Linked DNA regions of Homo sapiens: region 2 is linked to region 1. A link is a contact called in ENCODE Hi-C or POLR2A ChIA-PET data. All regions are on one chromosome and are shown on one strand. Each heading gives the region's core, a stretch centred on a gene start or an enhancer-like site at or near the end of the contact. The rest is flanking DNA. Distances are from core to core; before and after follow the strand shown. Region 1 holds the start of LOC105375363 (a long non-coding RNA gene). Region 2 has its middle 15 kb from the start of GSAP.

What was found. Hi-C counts contacts between places; a loop is a spot of excess contacts on that map. ChIA-PET counts read pairs that join two places held with the same protein, here RNA polymerase II (POLR2A). Pooled maps may share reads with other maps.
Region 2: a loop to region 1 is called in a map of A673, with 2.1 times the contacts of the local background. The contact joins two enhancer-like sites. A Hi-C loop is called at or near these places in 6 of 168 maps with a recorded cell type or tissue (A673, Caco-2, K562 and 3 more) and 11 of 50 pooled maps. POLR2A ChIA-PET finds 5 or more read pairs at or near these places in 3 of 52 experiments (activated CD4-positive, alpha-beta T cell, activated T-cell and naive thymus-derived CD4-positive, alpha-beta T cell).

Annotation. Positions count from the first base shown.
Region 1 is chr7:77,653,227-77,660,202 of GRCh38, forward strand. It overlaps LOC105375363 (a long non-coding RNA gene), which reads left to right and starts at 115. Exons shown (of 3, transcript XR_927695.3): 1 at 115-513; 2 at 633-771; 3 at 2,530-5,195. APTR (Alu-mediated CDKN1A/p21 transcriptional regulator) reads right to left here. Exons shown (of 2, transcript NR_134254.1): 2 at 4,434-6,092. Within about 2 kb of position 3,030, at least 3 of the 41 ENCODE cell types and tissues checked have a DNase peak (open chromatin) inside an H3K27ac peak, as active enhancers do.
Region 2 is chr7:77,428,194-77,435,195 of GRCh38, forward strand. No RefSeq gene overlaps it. Among named protein-coding and RNA genes, the nearest start is that of GSAP, 15 kb to the left of the region's middle. Within about 2 kb of position 1,383, at least 12 of the 41 ENCODE cell types and tissues checked have a DNase peak (open chromatin) inside an H3K27ac peak, as active enhancers do.

The DNA of each region.
Region 1 (6,976 bases), core at 1,780-4,279:
TGCGGAGGTTGCAGTGAGACGAGATCGCGGCATTGCACTTCAGCCTGGGCAAGAGAGCAAGACTATGTCTCAAAAAAAAAAAAAAAACAAACTTCTTGAAGCTGGGCGCAGTGGCATGTGCCTATCGTCCCAGCTACTCAGGAGGCTGAAGTGGGAGGATTATTTGCGCCCAGAAATTTGAGGCCACAGTGTGGTATATCATCTGTCAATAGCCACTGCACTACAAACTGGGCATCCTAGCAAGAACCTGTATCTCCAAAAAAAAAAAACTTGAAAAGTGATTAAGACTATCCACGTGTTTTTTCTTACTGTTTCTGTCTACTTCCTAATCTGCAGATCTGCAAATGGAATAAATGCAAATGGGATAAATGCAAAATGGAATAAATGTCTGGCAGAAGTCAGAATCTGGAATTTTTACCAATTTTGTCCAATTTAATTTTACAGTCAACTTGATCAGCTACTGAGGTGTGTTGGAAGTCATAGCCACAATATTTTGCAGCTCCTCCCATCAAGGTAGTGTTTGTTTTCCCAGCCCTAGTATTTGAGCTGGCCTTGTGCCTTGCTTTAACCAATAAAATGAGCAGATGTGTTTCTGGGCTGGTTCTGAGACCTTAAGAGACCTTCTGCTTCAGTCTCTTGGGGTCCTGCTGGCATGTAAAGAAGCTCAGGCTAAGCCATGGACGGATGAGAGACCACGTGGGGAGATTCCCAACAAGTCCCAACCCACATCACATGGAAGAAAGTCATACAGCAGCGCCCTCATGCAGAATGGTGAGAAATCATTAAGTGTTCTTTTAAAGTTATGTTTTATAGTAGGTTTCTAATTTATTATTTTTTCAGATGTAGAGATGGGGCCTTGCTATGTTGCCCAGGTCGGTCTTGAACTCCTGGCCTCAAGCAATGTTCCCATTTCACCCCCTCATCGTGCTAGGATTACAGGCACGAGCCACTGCACCTGGCCTACGGTAGTTTATTATGCAGCAATGTATGACACAAACAATTACAATAATGGAGAACAGAACATAAGTTAAATCTACAAATATTTCATGTAGATTCTACTTTTTTCCTATCCACTATCACTTTTCCACTGTTTGTAGGTGTATAAAATCACCTTGTGTGTCCCTTCTCTTTTCCTTTCCACAGCACGGTACTGGTAATGAACAGCAAAAATGTCAAAAGGCTGTAGCTAAATGCCAAAGAATTTCCAAAGTCTTAAGCCTTAAATAATCAGAAATGTGCCTGCATGTTTGATAAAACTCTCTAAGAAGCTCTTAAGTCTGGGAAAGCATTTACCCAGACTGTAAAATAGAAAGGCATTCTAATAGTCCTTTTAGCAATTATGTTTTTTAAGGCTAGAATGATATATACACATAATGATTTTTATTGTGAAAGTCTTAAGCCCATGATTGGGAGTTAGCACAAGTCTAAAAATCCTTCTTTTTTTTTTTTTTTTGAGACAGGGTCTCACTCTGTCACCCAGGCTGGCATGCAGTGGCCCAGTCTCGGCTCACTGCAACTTCCACTTCCTGGGTTCAAGTGATTCTCCTGCCTCAGCCTCCCGAGTAGCTGGGATTACAGGCACGTGCCACCATGCCTGGCTCATTTTTTTGTTTTTTTTTTTTGTAGAGACAGGATTTCACCATCTTGGCCAGGCTGGTCTCAAACTCCTGACCTCAAATAATCCACCCACCTCGGTATCCCAAAGTGCTGGGATTAGAGGTGTGAGCCACCGTGCCCAGCCTCCTTTTTATTTAAATGTCTCAAAACAATTATTTGAGAATTTCTAATAGGCAATGCTGTATCCACTGCCTACAACTTACTTATGTAGCAAGCGTCCATATGGTGCTCACTGTGTCCACATACTGTTTTAAGTAAATCATTTAACTAACCATATAGGCACTATCTTCAATCTCCATTTATAGATTTGGACATCAAGTTAAAGAGAGAAGTTAAGTAACTTGTCCTAGGTTACAATGCAGGGAAGATTTGTTCCCTCTATACTAGATGAAGGATGTGGGAGAGGAGGCGGGACTGGAGTTAGGTGATATTATATATTGAAGTAACAGCTCTGTTTAAGTAATTCTTCCCAGGAAATTAACCATGAGAGCATAAAGGCCTTAGCATTTGACATCTATTATGTAGCTCCAAGCTTTCTACCTTATCTGTCACTCCCACCGCTCCTCCACCCTAACCTTCAACCAGAAATTTAGCCCCCAAATATACCTTGGAATTTTCCAACTCTGTGCTTTGCTCCTTTGGCCCCACCCTGACCACTTTCTCCAAAAGCAAAAGTAGAGTGACATACCTTTCAAAGTCCACCAAGTTTACTTTGTTTATAAAGCCTTCCTACTTCTCCATGTACCACTCCCTTGACCTCTGGCAGAATCAGCTGCTTTCTCCATCAGGCTTCCTTAGCTCTTGTATTCTGTGCAGTTTTTCCACATCATTTAAAATTAGCTGTTTATAAAATATGTCTTCCACATTTGCTTGCAAGCTCCTTGAGGGCCTAACCTGATTTTCTGCTTACAGGTGGACCCAGATGCACATAACTTGCAAAGAAATTGTCTGAAAGGAGGTGGCCGTCAGTCAGAGTGAAGAAGGTACCCTTTTCAGACTGTTACATGAATTTTAAATTCCAACACTTTGGGCAGCTGAGGTGGGAGGATCACTTGAACCCAGAAGTTCAAGACCAGCCTGGGCAACATAGCGAGACTCCATCTCTGAAAAAGAAAAAAAAATTAGTGGGACATGGTGGCGTGCACCTGTAGTCCCAGCTAGTCAGGAGGCTGAGGCAAAATAATCACTTGAGCCCAGGAGGTCAAGACCGCAGGGCGTCATGATTGTGCAATGCAGTCCAGCCTGAGCAACAGAATGAGACCCTGTCTGAAAACAAACCAACCAACCACTTCTAGAAGCACTTGCATATAGTGAAGAATTCATAATTGAGTGGCAGAGAGACAGATTATGAGGCATCCTTCCTGATGGAGTGTTTTATAGGAAAGGTAATGTGGCTCTGGAACTAGCGGCTGTAGGGGCTGGCTTCCGGATCCTGGCATCAACAGCATGTTTTGATAGCCCAGGTCTATAAAGTGGATTTGTGAGTCACTCCTGAAGCTCAGCCTGTACACTGTTTCTTTTTTCTTTTTTTTTTTTTTTGAGATGGAGTCTCTCTCTGCCGCCCAGGCAGGAGTATAGTGGCACGATCTTGGCTCACTGCAACCTCCGCCTCCCGGGTTCAAGCAATTCTCCTGCCTCAGCCTCCTGGGTAGCTGGGACTACAGGCGAGGGCCACCACACCCAGCTAATTTTTGTATTTTTAGTAGAGACAGGGTTTCACCATATTGGCCAGGCTGGTCTCAAACTCCTGACCTTGTGATCTGCCCACCTCGGCCTCCCAAAGTGCTTATACGCTGTTTCTTTAATCTGACAAATTTTATGATATACCATGTAATAAGTCCCTTTTGGCTTAAACCAGCTAAGGGTAGATTTTACCTCTGCGTTGAACCCAGACCAATGCATCTCCTCTAAGAAAAATTATTGTCAATAATTCTCAAACAATCGCCTCTCTAATTTAAAAAGCAAAGTAAATTCAGTTAACTTGTTAACAATTTCCTGAGTTCATAAAACACATATTCCAGGAAGATAAGCCTTTTTTCAAACAAAGAATTCATAGAGCTATTTCACATTTACATTGTCTAAACTTTCTAAAAATAAGTGTTTTTCAGACATTTAAAAATTAATCCAGGCAGGGTGTAGGGGCTTGTGCCTGTAATCCCAGCACTTTGGGAGTCTGGGGCAAGAGGATTGCTTGAGCCCAGGAGTTCAAGACCAGCATTGGCAAGATAGTGAGACCCTGTCTCTACGAAAACATTTTTAAGGCTTGGTGCAGTGGCTTATGCCTGGATTCCCAACACTCTGGGAGGCTGATGCAGGTGAATCACTTGAGGTCAGGAGTTCAAGGGCAGCCTGGCCAACATGGCAAAACCCCATCTTTACAGAAAATAAAAAAGTTAGCCAGGCGTGGTGGCGCACATCTGTAATCCCAGCTACTAGGAGGCTGAGGCAGGAGGTAGAGGTTGCAGTGAGCCAAGATCACACCACTGCACTCCACTCCAGCCTGGGCAACAGAACGAGACTCCATCTCAAAAAAAAAAAATGTTTTTTAATTAGCTGGGTTAATTTTTTAATTAGTCTCTAGTCCCAGCTACTCAGAAGGCTGAGATGGGAGGATCTCTTGAGCTTGGAAGCTCAAGGCTGCAGTGAGCCATGATCATGCCACTGCATTCCAGCCTGGGTGACAGAGTAAGACCTTGTCTCAAAAATAAAAATAAAAATTAATCCATGTTTATTAAGACAATTTTTAAGATGATTTTTGAAAGGTAATTTACGTTATCTCAGCAAAATTTTCAATAATGTGAACTACAAGGCATAAATCTTTAGCAAAAAGATTTTTATTCAATATTTTATTATCAAACATTCAAACAGAAAAGTTGAAAGAATTATACAGTGGGCCATATCATATAATATACTCATCATCTAGATTCTACAATTAACAGTTATTTTTATCACATGTCTAATGATCTATGCATCACTCTATTCATCCATTAATTCATTTTTGTTTATATATTTCAAAGTGATTTGCAAACATGAGTACACTTCACACCTGAACACTTTAGCACAGCAAAAGGATTTTTTTCAGGTATAGTATTTGTCCACTGGAGGGCCTCCAAATGCCATAAAATGCATTAAAAGTAAGTTCATCTGTAGTCCCCAAGAACTGGAGAAGGTCCAGGGAAGGAGATGCATGGAGTGTAAATTGCATCAATTAGGGCAAGAGACTCAATCTGAAATCCAGAAAGAAGATTTCAACATTTTTTATCTTTACCCTCAGAATTTCTCTTCCTCTTTTTACAGCTACTTTCATTGTAAAGGAGAAAATATATCACAGGCCTCTCTCCCCAACAAATGATTTGAGCTCTTGAAGGTAGCAATTCTTTAGACCAGAAACTCAGGAAACTTGAAGTCAAGATGTTGTTATATTTGTGGAAATGAGTTGATGACATAAATTAAATGTTTGTTAGTTTGTTGATTGTTAACTCTCCACGAGGACAGGGATTTAGTTATCACTTGTCCCCAGAATGTAGACAGACACTCGTTGGAACATACTAGTGCTCAATAAATATTTACTGAAGAAATGAATGAATCCAAGTGCTTTATTCCAAGTATAATCTTCACACATTTAATGTCATTACTGATGAAAGTTAAGACAATTAGCCTACTTTTTAGTGTAATAGAAATAGAGCTCAACATAGCTATGTAATATAATGTATACCATTAAATTCCAAAAAGGAAAACAATCTAAAATGTAACTCATTTTTCCAAAAACGTGAAGAAATCTCGAGGATTCCACTGGGAAATTACCTTTAAAAAAAAACAAAAACAAAAACAAAAAGGGCTGTGCACAGTGGCTCATGCCTGTAGTCCCAACACTTCGGGGTGCCGGGACAGGAGGATTGCTTGAGCCCAGGAATTCAAGACCAGTTTGGGCAACCCAGGGAGACCCTGTCTCTACGAAAAATAAAAATTGAAAAATTAGCCAGGCTTAGTGGTGCATGCCTGTGGTCTCAGCTACTTGGAAGGCTGAGGTGACAGGATCACCTGAGCCAGGGAGGTCAAGGCTACAAGTGAATGATGATAATGCCACTGCACTCCAGCCTGAGTAACAGAGCAAGACTTTGTCTCAAAAAAACCCCATAAAATATGGATATAGATTGATTATTGTAGATCTGGAGCTGCAACTACAGAAATGACCATTTTTTGCTATGTGCAGCAGAAGAGTCAGCTTAAGCCTTCCCAGCTTCCGGGGCTCAGCTGGCGCTGCTGGGGCAGGTGCTGCAGAGACTTGTGTTGCTGGGTGGAAGTCGCGCTGCCTTCTGGAGAGGGCCACAGAGAAACTTTCCAGAATGGGCTTCCCAGAAGCAAATGTGAAGTTTTGAAATGGGGCTGAACTTCTGTGAATCCATGGGAACAAGAGCCAGTGGAATTTGAATCGTTCATGTTACTCTCCTTTTGTACCCACAGACTGGTGATACCTGAGGAAATTCAAGTACATTGCAATTTTTTAATTAACTTTTTTTTTTTTTTTTTGAGACGGACTCTTGCTCTGTCGCCTGGGCTAGATGGCGCGATCTCAGCTCACTGCAACCTCCGCCTCCTGGGTTCAAGCGATTCTCCTGCCTCAGCCTCCAGAGTAGCTGGGATTACAGGCGCCCCCCACCACGCCCGTCTAATTTTTTGTATTTTTAGTAGAGACGGGGTTTCTCCATGTTGGTCAGGCTGGTCTCGAGCTCCTGACCGCAGGTGATCCGCCCACCTCAGCCTCCCAAAGTGCTGATATTACAGGTGTGAGACACAGCACCGGGCCTTTTTTTTTTTTTTTTTTTGACAGCGTCTAGCTCTGTCACTCAGACTGGAGTGCAGTGGGACATCATGACTCATTGCAGCCTCTAACTCCTGGCCTCAAGTGATCCTCCCACCTCAGGTTCCCAAGTAGCTGGGACTATAGGTGCACACCACTGTGCCCAGCTAATATTTTTTTATTTATTTTTTTAAGAAATGGGGTCTTGCTTTGTTGCCCAGGCTGTTCTCAAACTCCTAGGCTCATGCAATCCTCCCACCACAGCCTCCCAAATACTGGGATTACAGGCATGAGCCACTGCATGCAGCCTTTAAATTAGCTTTTTTTTTTTTTTTTTTTTTTTTTTGAGATGGAGTCTCGCTCTGTCACCCAGGCTGGAGTGCAGTGGCGCGACCTCGGCTCACTGCAAGCTCTGCCTCCTGGGTTCATGCCATTCTCCTGCCTCAGCCTCCCGAGTAGCTGGGACTACAGGCGCCCGCCACCGTGCCCGGCTAATTTTTTGTATTTTTGGTAGAGACGGGGTTTCACGGTGTTAGCCAGGATGGTCTCGATCTCCTG
Region 2 (7,002 bases), core at 133-2,632, 230 kb before region 1:
ATGTGGGTTCCTATTAGAAGCCAGGTCACCACCAGCTGAAATTGAAACATACATCATAGTCACATCCTGTTTAAGTGAAAACTAACTTCTATTTCCTGGAATTGCTTTTTGTCTGAGGAGAGGGAGTGATTGGGGTGTAGTTAAGGGTAGCTAAGGTGCATGTCATCCCTTGGAATGGGAAGCACGCAGGTTAACGGGGGATGTGGGGACTGCCCTGGAGCATCTTGTCTCTCAGCCATCTCTAGCTCACGTCTCACCCTCCCTTGTTCACCTCTCCCAAGTTCTCGAGTGAGCATTCTGGGCACAGGGAGGTCAAGAGGAAAATGGGGGAAAGTAGTGGGAAGGGTAAGTGAGATGAGAGATGGTAATGATAGAGATCAAATCCTTTTTAGGCCTCCTGTCCCTTGTTTTTCCATCTTGGAGATAGGCTCAAGCTCCGAAATTGAGGGCTACAAGAGCAATAGAGAGAAGCTTTGCTTTCATGGCTGGCACAAAATATGAACCACAAGTTAGAATATCTCCTATTTGAGCATTTATCTGGAATGAGCTCTGAATCCCAGAGGAGGAGTTTCTCCTCCAAGATACAAGTCCTGAACTGGCTCAGAAAGAGAAGCACCCTCTAACGAGTTGGTGGGATAAGCTTTGCGCTGTTTGTGATCAGCCACTCCCCGTACTGCCCACAGGCTGGCCCGCCCGTCCCAACCTTGCTATCACCCTGTGGAATGCCAATTCTAAGAGGCACTTGTATAGAGGGCTTATTAAAACACTGATTGCTAGGCTCCACCCCACAGCTTCTGATTTGCGTCTCTAACAAGTTCCCACGTGATGCTGATGTTGATGATGCTGAACCACACTTGAGAACCACTAGCCCAGCACATCGTAGGCATTTAACCAACATTTGTCGTTCATTTCACAATGGGAAGTCAAGGATGAGTGCTGCGGAACTGAAGAAGATAGGAACCATCTCATTCTGGATCTCTGAGTTTAGAAGTATTTGTTGCATGTTTCCTGCTTCCCACACTGTTCATGCAATTTTAGCAATTTTCAGGAAACAGCTGTTGCTTTCCACCTTGAGAGACAATGAAAACTTAATAATAGGTAAAACGACATTTTGGAAGAAACTGACGTACCTTATATATCTGGGACAGCCTCGCCTCTTACATAATTAACGGTAGACATTGTAGGGATTATGTAAATTGACTTGATTTTCTTTTAAATCTTTAGGAAGACTTATCAATTAAAGAAGTCTAAGTGACTTGCCAGGCTTTACACAAAAACCTTTTTTTGGTCATAAGCAAACATTTCTCACCTGAAAATTTTTTTTCTAACTCAAGTGATCAATTTTGATCATGAGTCAGAAAAATATTGGGGCAATGTGGGGTTTAGGATTGCTGCTTACTTCACGCCATTTCTTCAGCTCATCTCCTTTAGCTTCAAGGCTGAACACAAATGAGTTAAAAGGAAATGGATTACTTAAAACCTACATTTGTGGCTCATTTTCCATTCACCAAACTCTCTCCTCCTTCCTCTTAGACATACACACTTTGGGAAAACCTCACAGAGCATGAAGAGCCAGCTTTTTTTGTTTTGTTTTGTTTTGTTTTTGAAAACAGTCTTGCTCTGTCACCCAGGCTGGAGTGCAGTGCAGTGGCGGGATCTCAGCTCACGGCAACATCTGCCTCTGAGGTTCAAATGATTCTTGTGCCTCAGTCTCCCCAGTAGCTGGGATTACGGGCGCACCCCACCAGGCCCGGCTAATTTTTGTATTTTTAGTAGAGATGGGGTTTTGCCATGTTGGCCAGGCTGATCTCAAACTCCTGGCTTCAAGTGATCTGCCTGCCTCGGCCTCCCAAAATGCTGGGATTACAGGCCTGAGCCACCGCGCCCGGCAGAGCCAGCTTTTATTTAATGAAACTGAATAATGCGTATTCATCAATATATCGATAACTGGAATTAAGATTTGCAAGGACCACTGCAACGACAATATATATTCTTGCAACTATACTCCTCCTTGCTCAAAAAGCTTTATAGGCTTTCAAAATGAATGCCTGTAACATCCCTCTGAGGTAAATGAGGAGCAGGTGTAATTATCTTCTCTTCACAGATGGACAGGCAGACACAAAGGAATGGACTGAATCAGCCAGGAAGGGAATCAAGCTAAGGACCTAAATAATTCTAATACAATCTGCCTGTCTTGTCAGTGCTGCTTTCCTTCGATGCATGAAAATCTGTATTGTGGGAAACTCTGAAGGTATTGTTTTTGTATTCTTTAGTGATGTAAGAAACAAAACTCCGCACAGACACCTAAAGAGAGGAAGTGATGGGACTGGTAAATATGGGTGGCAGCAGGGCAAGTCTATAAAAATCAAATTTAATTTTGCTGGATAATATGATCAAGGCCCTTCAATGCTGGATTCCATCAGCATCTGATCAGCCAGTAGCATGCTGCTATTTACATAAAAGCACGCAGAGAAGGGGTAATATTAAACTAATAGACATTATCGTATGGCTACAAACCTCTAAAAGTATTCAACATTTGGGAAGTACTAAGCAACTGGAAATTTTTTCAATGACAATAGTTTTCGGTGCAACAGGCTTAGAAATCTACTGTCTCTGGCCAGAAGCCAGATTGCTGACACAAAACAGCAGAGCCACAGACCCCAGGGAGAGGAGAATAACAGTAGCCCCAAAACTGGCACTACTAACCCTGTTTCATATTATGCTGTTTTGTTAAGAAGAAATTCATACTACAAAAACAGGGTCGTTTAGGAATTATACGTTTTAATGATCTCACCTTTTAAGCAATGGACACATTGACAGGATCATCAACCAGAAGGCCTGGAAGAGTCTCCACACTGCTGCCTTCCGCGTGGCCCCTCCGCATACCCCAGCATCTGAGGTCATCTGGCAGCAAAATCCCCAGCTTACCAGAGACCTCATTATTCCTGTCCCTCAGACACAGTTACCTCCTCAAGGCCAGCGACCTCCATGAAAGCTCTCCTGCCCAGATGCCTCCATCCCAGAGGTCGTGAGACTGCAGGAAATGAAAGGCTGCAGCAGGGAGAGGCCTCAAACTACAATGGTTTGGGGTTTTCCTTTTCTATAATACTGTTCTTTACCAAGTGGAGTACATTTTGAAGTGCAGAATTCAATTCAAGGATAGAACAGAAATACACAAAGTTCTCGAGAGAGCCAGAGATTATAATATGGGTAAACTGCTATTCTAAAAGGTACTAGGGTCCAGGCATGGTGGCTCATGCCTGTAATCCCAACACTTTGGGAGGCCGAGGTGGGTGGATCACTTGAATCCAGGAGTTTGAAACCAGCCTGGGCAATATGGTGAAACCCCATCTCTATAAAACTACAATAAATGAGCCTAGCTGGGTGGTGCACACCCGTAGTCCCAGCTACTCGGGAGGCTGAGGTGGGAGGATCGCTTGAGCCTGGGAGACAGAGGTGGCAGTGAGCCCAGATCATGCCACTGCACTCCAGCCTGGGCAAAAGAGTGAGACCCTGTCTCAAAAATTAAAAGTTAAAAAATAATAAAAAGTATTACCCTTAAAATTCAAACAATAAAAATAAAGGAAGGGTCTTATCTATACAGTTCCTTCTAATATTTTGAGGTGGATAAGGTAACATAATACATATACAACTACCTACAAAGACTGATTATGTAAAGATATAAATAGGTATTTAAAGGGAGAGTTACAGTTCTAATAAAATAAAACTTACAGCTTAATCAAACACATCTGATGTTATACTTAGTTGTTGTGTTACATGGTAAGAAGATACAGCAGTAAGGAGATCACTGAAATGACTGGAATTAGGGCTATTTTACACTGCCTTAGGTTTTTTCAGGAGTTTTGTTGTTGTTGTTACCTTGATAGTTGAGAATCTTTACACCAGCAATATTATTAGTCCATCAATCAATATTACCAGCTTTCCATAATACCATAAATTTTTTTGATGATCATCATTCACACAGATGTATTCACATTGGGGGGGAAGAAAACAGGGCTGAATCCAATTTCTTCTTACCCAGAGATTTCCTTGTTCCTCCCCCACAACTTCTGTCCATGTACCTCATGGGTCTTCATTCTGCCAGCTCTCACTATGTACATTAGCAATTTTTCTTAAAGTTGTCAGGTCAAAAAAAAATCATCTAAAGAAAAAACAGGCTGGGCACGGTGGCTCACGCCTGTAATTCCAACACTTTGGGAGGCCCAGGCGGGCAGATCACGAGGTGAAGAGATTGAGACCAGCCTGGCCAATATGGTGAAACCCCGTCTCTACTAAAAATACAAAAATTAGCTGGGCGTGGTGGCATGCGCCTGTAGTCCCAGCCACTCGGGAGGCTGAGGCAGGAGAATCACTTGAATCTGGGAGGTGGAGGTTGCAGTGAGCCAAGATCATGCCACTGCACTTCAGCCTGGCGACAGAGTGGGACTCCGTCACAAAAAAAAAAAAAAAAAAAAAAAAAAAAAGTAAAGAAAAAACAAACAAAAAACTTTCAGGGCCATTCAATTAGCTAAATCAGAATATCCAAGGGAAAAGCTTAGAGAATCTGTATATTTAACAAGCAGCACAGGTAATTCTTATTAAGTGAGTTCAGGCAATACCGTACTATAGGGTCCGTATTTTCTGAGTCAAAATCAGAGCTCGCGTATTTTTTTTAACTAGTTAGTGAACTTATTTACAAAACAATCTCCTAAGATATACTTACCTCAAATACTTTTATAAATAAGATGGAATACAAATAAATGGTTTAAAGATGATAGATATTAAATTGCATTTTGGCATATTTTATAAAACTTCTTTTTTTTTCCCAAAAGAAGAAGATGGCTTTACCTGAAATGAGAACCATCTTGAATGTATAGCCCCTTTCTGGCCAGGAGTTCTGAAGTGGCGGGGATCAATGCTCAGAACTCCCCAGGGGAGCTGGGTACTAGTAGGTGAGACAGTCAATCCTGAGCAAGGGGGTGCGGGGCGGGGAGCCTGACGGGGAAGAGCAGGCCAAAACGGTGGCACAGAAAAAAGGAAAGGAGAATAAAAACAGATTGGATCCCAGACATCTGAGAGGGAAAGGGATAAAACATGTCAAAATTAAGGAAGGGGCTAAGACTGTGTTGGTGGTGCTGCAATCACCACTAGGTATTCACCACCTTCCAAAGAATATACACTCTGAAGCTGTGACTACTGTCGTTTATCCAGTATACCCTTTGGATACAAAATAGGGTTAGAGAAGACAAACACCATGTCTTCAGTTTCTTAAGTTCCTTCTCTAAAAACAACCAAAGAAGATTTATTTTTAAAGTCACCTAAGATATAATTGGCTGTAAAAACAGCAAGATGGACTATGCCCAAAGAAATATACATTCCCCTAGGAAGGAAGAAAGTATTATTTATTATGTACTTGTTCTATGTTAAATACTGTGGAAGGTACTCTGATGTGTGGGTCTGATATTCATTCCACAAATTCTTCTCAAGGATCTGTCAGGTGCTAAGCACTGGTTTAGGAGCTAAGAATATAGAACAAAAAAAGGATGGTCTGTGCCTTCATGAAACTTACAATCTAGGGAAGACAGACATTTAAAATAAACATATATGAGATCTCAAGCGGCAATAAAAAATAAAAATAACTAACATAAACACATAAATGTGAGTGGTGTGGTGGGTTTAAAATGTATGGCCATATCCCAGATGTGCTGGAATATACTTTTAACTTTTCTGATGGCATTCAACTTAACTCTTGCATCCCCTTTCTGCTAATGAAAGGAAAATTAACTCAGTCTTGTCATTTGAAGATAACTTAGCCTCTTTCAGTATAAAATGAGTAAGTATTCAAAGTTCTCCTCTTCCTTCTTCTGTTTCCCTTTTTCGGGAGGATGGCCCAATTTCCTCTAGAAAGCCTTAACTATCCTCCAGCGTCAGGGCACAAGGGGCTTCTATGGTGTGGTTGTCCACATGGCCCTTGCTGGGTCACATACGTGCATCAGCTGAGGTGCAGTTTATCACAAGTGGTATCTGGCATTCATTGCTGGTGTTCATGGTCCCTGCCATTGCTTCCAGCCCCAAAGTCCACACACGCCATCTTTCCTCGTTCCATGGACACCTTGGCATTTTTCCACTACCCTCAAATCCCTCAGGACTCAGAACCTTTCAACAATTTCCCCACACTATCCTGGAATGTGCAGGGTTCTGTAACGCTGTCCTCGGCCCATCTGCATTTCAAACTTGAGATGTTCCTAAATAAGTGCGGTTATTACAGTTACCTCCTTTGGTTTTGCCCCAACAGGAAACAGGGTGCTGGGGGCTTCTCTTCAGTATCTACTAGCATCTGTACTCTCACCTTTTCTGAATCTCTTCTTCCTATCTATTTGGAGGACTGACCACACTGTTAATACAACAAGCCTATGAAATGAAGAAATAGCCCAAACCTCAGTTAAGGGTGAGAATCAAGTAAAGAACGGCATACATATGGGATAACCTTTGCCCAGGAACCTAGTTCTTCTTCCCAGGGGAGGAGAAAAGGGGAAGGAAGAATTGAATTTGACTTGGTGCTTAGTCACAAGAGAAAAAGTTCCCATCTGGAAATGAATATCACAAATTGTCAAATGTATATTTTCCTATTCCCAGCTGGAAACCATGCTTGTGGTTTTATACAGAACTCCCTTGTGCTCAAAGTTACATTCATGCACTCCTGACTTTTCTAACTATAAAAATGTCAAAGTCTGCTACAGTTTCATCCTGACAATTGCTGGGAAGGAAAAGTAGCGGGTATTCTGAAAAGATACAGCAAGAGGTCCAATTTAGATTAGAGAACAGGAAGGGATTGGGGCAAGAGAGACAAACTTTCTCAGCCTGATAGCAGCTAACCAGTCACAGCGCCCACAGGCAGCTGGGATCCACCAGAAATGCTGGTTTCTCTGACTTCCAGTTGTTATCATTAGTGTCCAAAATTAACCAGCAAAATTAAATGAAATCTGATAATAATATGCATGA